Regions from separate parts of the Homo sapiens genome. Here region 1 is linked to region 2. Evidence: chromatin contacts called from ENCODE Hi-C or POLR2A ChIA-PET data. All regions are on one chromosome and are shown on one strand. Each heading gives the region's core, a stretch centred on a gene start or an enhancer-like site at or near the end of the contact. The rest is flanking DNA. Distances are from core to core; before and after follow the strand shown. Region 1 holds the start of ZNF681 (zinc finger protein 681). Region 2 holds the start of ZNF93 (zinc finger protein 93).

The links. A loop is a pair of places that touch in the nucleus more often than their neighbours do. ChIA-PET counts read pairs that join two places held with the same protein, here RNA polymerase II (POLR2A). Pooled maps may share reads with other maps.
Region 1: a pooled map shows a loop between it and region 2 (5-fold over the local background). The contact joins the promoter of ZNF681 here to the promoter of ZNF93 in region 2. A Hi-C loop is called at or near these places in 3 of 50 pooled maps. POLR2A ChIA-PET finds 5 or more read pairs at or near these places in 3 of 52 experiments (activated B cell, activated T-cell and naive thymus-derived CD8-positive, alpha-beta T cell).

Annotation. Positions count from the first base shown.
Region 1 is chr19:23,757,265-23,760,267 of GRCh38, forward strand. ZNF681 (zinc finger protein 681) reads right to left here and starts at 1,627. Exons shown (of 4, transcript NM_138286.3): 1 at 1,483-1,627. The coding sequence starts at 1,485. It also overlaps a transcript of RPSA2 not described here. RefSeq lists an enhancer at 1,307-1,825.
Region 2 is chr19:19,899,583-19,902,550 of GRCh38, forward strand. It overlaps ZNF93 (zinc finger protein 93), which reads left to right and starts at 1,364. Exons shown (of 4, transcript NM_031218.4): 1 at 1,364-1,509. The coding sequence starts at 1,507. RefSeq lists enhancers at 1,334-1,933, 1,468-2,017, 2,566-2,968.

The DNA.
Region 1 (3,003 bases), core at 377-2,876, 3.9 Mb after region 2:
CTGGGATAACACATTATGTAATTTAATTTTTATAACACCCTGGGAGCTGGTACTGTTTAATAATTCCCAGGATTTAGATGAAAAGCCCGGCATTTTTATTTCTTCTGTTTCTCTGTCATTGATTTTTTTTAAAAAGTATACACAATAAAAGCTAAATATAGACAGAGAGGAATGCGGAAAGAATTTAATGTATTTTAGAGAAATTTATATTGTGTCTGTTTACTTGTTTGTGACTTGTAGAGCAACTACTAGATCTGTAAGAATAGAAAACAAGTTGCTAGATAGAATGCAAGCACTAGTTTTAATAAAAAATTATAACCATAAAATATATACTTTATTTTTTTAATTTATCTGCTTTTGTGTTTCAGGAATTGTAAGCACCAGCCCTAGCAGCAGAATTCACCAGCCAAAACTCCGATCTCCAAAAATCAGTTCTATGAGGCAAGACTTAAGGGTAGGGCCAGACCTAAATAAGGCCTCCAAAAAGGTGAACCTGAGCAGAACTGGGGCAGGGAGTGGACTCTATATAGAATTCTGTTCTCTATGCCACTGGGGTATTTCCAGTTCTGTTTTTCCTAAACTTACCTTAAAAAAAAAATCCTTAAATCTCAGAGTTTGTATAATTTTAATCTTTCTTAGACCCTGCCCTATCAATTATATGACATATACTAATAAGCAATTTGAACACATTTATAAAGGTTTTCTAGGGTAATTTTATTAAAAGATAAATATGTATTAACAAGGTAAAAGAAATGGAAATAGAAATAATTCTTCTGTCTATAAATATCCCTTCAGGTGATGACATCGCAAGTCACAATTATATAAAGTGGCACAAATAGAGCCCAAATTTTCTGCACACATCTATTTATTGTACCAATTATATGATGCTTAATTTAACCATTTATCCAGTTGCTAGACTAAAAGCTCCTGGATTGTAGGGACCATGACTGCTTCATCTATTTTTCTAATGGCCATATGAAAAGAAAACAATTTAGCCGGGCGTGGTGGCAAATGTCTGTAATTACACCTACTCGGGAGGCTGTCTCGGCCTCCCAAAGTGCTGGAATTACACGCGCGAGCCACCGCGCCAGGCCTTTTGACTCTCATACATTTTTAATGAAAGGAAAGAGAGACTAGGAACGCCACGGACCAAAGCTCTTCCCATTCATGAACCCGGCACCCGTCAGGATTCGCCCCTGACGACCCTCCCGTGGTCCCTGCACAATCTGGGAGAGACCCGGCGCTGCGGATGCAGAGCCACCCAGAGAGAGCTGCAGGCCAGGACACAGTCACTGAGCAGGGAGGAGAAAGGACGCCCGGGGGGCTGGCTGTCAGCGCAGCCGCCATCTTATGGTCCAAGTGGACTGAGGCCGCCTGGGCGAGGAGAACTCAGGGCGCAAATTGTGGAGCTGACTGCGGCGAGGTCTGAGTCCCGCCACAGCCCCTTCCCCTCTCTCGGGATGTCGGACCCGACATTCTCACCATTTCTAGGTTTCCGGGGGACCTGGCGTCTTAGCTATGGATCGCCAATACCTGCAGGTCAGAGGGCCATAGAGGCTGGGCCTCTAGAAGAAGAGGACACAGAGCAGTGAAGACGAGACCCGGAGCTCGGGCTGAAGGGAGAGACAAAGGCCCCGCCAATCCCGGAAGCCGCCCTGTCTGCTCCAGCTGCATGCCTGATTGGACAGTTCCCAGCCCAGCGTCCCTGACTGGATAATGATTAAAACCCCACCCCTCAGGTCCTGAGTGACAGAAGATGTGATCAGATGCTCTGCTGAATGAAGACTAACAACGTAAGTTGCAGCGTTTTCAGACAGGGCTCCCTCCCTGAGCTAAGCCAGGCCCACCCAACAGGGTATTTGCCTTTAACCTTCTGTGTAAGGTCACATGCATTTCAAATAATATACTAGATAGCTATTCAAAAATAAAAATATATATAATAACAATTATTTTAATATTTCATCTTTTATGACCGTCCTGGTTTCTGGCAGCCATAGTCCCTACCCCGACAGCCCCCAGCCCAGATGGCATTCAAATCTTCCTGGATGGGCTTGATGCCCGTCACTCACGCGCTCTTTAGCACTGCGTTGTGTTGGTTACTCAGGCCTGGGAGAGGTGGTGGGGATTGTAGATCCAGGGTAGGAGCCACCTTACACCCAGAGTTCACCTGGCCACATGCCAGCAAGGAAGCCCATGAAGCACAGCCCTAGACACTGAGCCTCGGCACCTCCAGCTGCACTTTCTATTTATATATCAGGTTTTTTTTTTTTTTTTTTTGAGACGGAGTCTCGCTCTGTTGCCCAGGATGGAGTGCAGTGGCACAATCTCAGATCACAACAACCTCTGCCTCCTGGGTTCAAGTGATTCTCTTGCCTCAGCCTCCCGAGGAGCTGGGACTACAGGTGCGTGCCACCATGCCCGGCTAATTTTTGCATTTTTAGTAGAGACGGGGTTTCACTATGTTGGCCAGGCTGGTCTTGAACTCCTGACCTCGTGATTGGCCCGCCTCAGCCTCCCAAAGTGCTGGGGTTACAGGTGTGAGCCACCGCGCCCGGCCTATATATCAGGTTTTTAAAACCATAAATAAACAGACACAAAAGCAGCCACTTTGATTGAGGAGAAAGTGGGAGCCTAAAGCAGCTGACCCTCAAACAGCTTTGCCAAGCCTCAGGCCAGGCCAGGCCATCTCAACACTCCAAGGCTACATGATAGTTACAGAGGACGACAGTTCCCATAGGTACTTGTCAAGCACTGTGCTAGCTTCTCAGTCACAGAGTCTCAGAATTTCTCCTTGCCAATACCCTGTGAGGGGAGGCCCTAACTCACTAGAGCACAGGAGGTTCCTAAGCTCTTCCCAGGAAATGGTTAACAAAGTGTGGAGCTGGGGGAAAACCCAGTCAGAACAAATGACTTCCCAGGGTCTCCCTTGACTCCATCCCTATCTCCACATGGGGCCAGGAGGTGAAGCGAGCCCCCTAACCCCCTCCATTCCACTCTCTCCTC
Region 2 (2,968 bases), core at 114-2,613:
GTCATAGCCTCAATTCTTACTTCTCTTATAGTTGTAATAGGTGTACTAATTCTTGTTGGGTGTTGTGTCATACCATGCATCTGTGGGCTAGTACAAAGACTTATAAAAACGACACTTACGAAAACCTCCCTTAGTTCTCCTCCACCTTATTCAGATAAACTTTTCCTTTTAAAAGATCAAGTCAAACAACAAAGTAAAGGTATGTTTAAAAAGTTTTAAAAAGCGTGTGGTCGCAGTGGCTCACGCCTGTAATCCCAGCACTTTGAGAGGCTGATGCGGGCGGATCACCCGAGGTCAGAAGTTAGAGACCAGCCTGACCAATATGAAGAAGCCCCATCTATACTAAAGACACAAAATTAGCTGGTCGTGGTGGCACATGCCTGTACTCCCAGCTACTCGGGAGGCTGAGGCAGGAGAATTGCTTGAACCTGGGAGGCAAATGTTGTAGTGAGCCAAAATCGTGCCATTGCACTCCAGCCTAGGCAGCAAGAGCAAAAACTCCATCTCAAAAAAAAAGGTTTTTTTTTAATTATAAAAATTAAAAGGGGGAAATTGTAAAATACAATAAAATTCCTCTTCAAAGGTTTAGTCTTAACTTTCTTGTTCTTTGTTCTCAAACTCAACTTGCTTGTTCTCCATGCCTCCTTGCCCCTAGTTACTGTAACAACCTTCCTTCCCAACAGCTCTAATCAATAATTCACATCTGTTCCCTTGATTACTCACTCTGCAGCCTTCCCACCCTTCAAAACCACACGTCCCACCACTGTGACTTATACATGCCCCTTCCCTTCCTTATTTGGAAAAATATTTACAAATAGCCAATCGGGTCAGTTTAGATTGTGGGGTCCGACCCTAGCCCATGGGGGAGTAACACAGAGGAAGAGACTTTACGTTAAAAATAAAAACCCCTTCCCTCCTTTGTTCAGGGTGCTCTTGCGATCGTGATTAATGCAAACAAAAACCTTTTGCAGAAGTAAATTGCCTTACTAAAAAAACTTTTGCCTGAGTACTGGTTTCACTTTGCGACACCAAACACTTTACTTCCAACGGTATTATTAATATGACAACGAAATACTTCTGTTCACCTTTTCAATACATTCAAAAAGAGAGAGTAAAAAAGAGAATGTTCCCATGCTCTGGGGTGGACGTGGCTCAGCTCAGAGAGGAAGCCCTGGCTGAAAAGGCTGCAGCTTAGGCTGTTACTCTTCTTCACTCAGCCCAGCATGTGATCACATCTTCTGTCACTCAGGTCCTGAGGGGGCGGGACCTTAAGAATTATCCAATCAGGGACGCTGGGCTGGAAACGTCCAATCAGGCAAGCAGCCGGACCGAACAGGGCGGCTTCTGGTTTGGCGGGTCCTTTGTCTCTCGGTGCAGCCGGAGCTCCAGGTCTCCTCTTCACTACTCTGTGTCCTGTGCTCCTACAGGCCCAGCCTCTGTGGCCCTGTGACCTGCAGGTATTGGGAGATCCACAGCTAAGACACCAGGACCCCTGGAAGCCTAGAAATGGTGAGAGTGCCGGTCCGACATCCCAAGCGACGGGGAGGGGCTGGTTGGAACCGGTGGAAAGTGACGGTGGCGGGACTCAGGTATCCCCTTAGTCAGCTCCACAATCTGCGCCGGAGTTCTTGCCCAGCTCGGCCTCGGTTCCCTTCAGCCATAAGATGGCGGCTGCGCTTATAGCGCAGCCCCCAGGCGTCCTGTCTCTTCACTGTGCGGTGACTGTGCCCTGGCTTGGAGCCCTCGCTGGGCAGCTGCGCACCCGCAGAGCCGCTTCTCTCCCAGATTGTGCAGAGACCACGGGAGAGTCGTCAGGGGAGAATCCTGACTCGGAGTGCGGGTTCACGAATGGGAAGAGCTTTAGTGGGTTGGGTTCACAGTTTCTCTTTTCTCCTATTAAAAATTTATGGGGCTGGGCAAGGTGGCTCACTCCTGTAATCGCAGCAGTTTGGGAGGCCGAGGCGGGCGGATCACTTGAGGAGTTGTTAGGGCAGCTAAGTTCCTCTTCAGAGACTCAACTTCCTGGTCATAAGTTGTAAAAATTGTAAATCAACCCTACCCCTTCTTTTTCCCCATTCTCCTTTTCTCAAAACATCGCGCGTTTACCCTATATGGAAAAAGTTTGTGTCTAGCCCAACCAGGATCAGCTTAGATTGTGCGGTGGGACCTCAGCCAATATGGGAAGGACACAAAAACCGGAACTGCGTTAGGGTTAAATCCCCTTCCTGGCCCAGCGCGGTGGCTGATGCCTGTAATCCCAGCACTTTGTGAGGCCGTGGCGGGTGGATCACAAGGTCAGGAGTTCTAGGCCAGCCTGGCCAACATAGTGAAACCCCGTCTCTACTAAAAATACAAAAATTAGCCGGGATTGGTGGCAGGCGTCTGTAATCCCAGCTACTTGGGAGGCTGACGCACGAGAATTGCTTGAACCTGGGAGGCGAGGTGCAGTGAGCCGAGAGCTTGCCATTGTACTCCAGCCTTGGTGACAAAGTGAGACTCCGTCTTAAAAAAAAAATAGACATCTTAAAATTTCCTTCCCTTATGTAAATACTGTGTTTGAGTAATTTCACGGATTTTTCAAACACTGAGTTTCAAAAACCAAGTGAATAACTCTGACATGACAAAGCTTGAGCCTAGTGACTCCAAGCTAAGGCTAATATTAAGCCTAAAACAGAAGGTTTTTTTTTTGGACAGAGTTTTGCGTTTTGCTCTTGTTGCCCAGGTGGAGTACAGTGGCGCAATCATGGCTCACTGAAATCTCCACCTCCTGGGTTCAAGCGATTCTCCTGCCTCAGCCTCTCAAGTAGCTGGGATTACAGGCATGCACCATCATGCTTGGCTGATTTTGTGTTTTTAGTAGAGACGGGTTTTCTCCATGTTGGTCAGGCTGGTCTCGAGCTCCCGGCCTCTGGTGATCTGCCTGCCTTGGCCTCCTGAAGTGCTGGGATTACAGGCATGAGCCACAGGG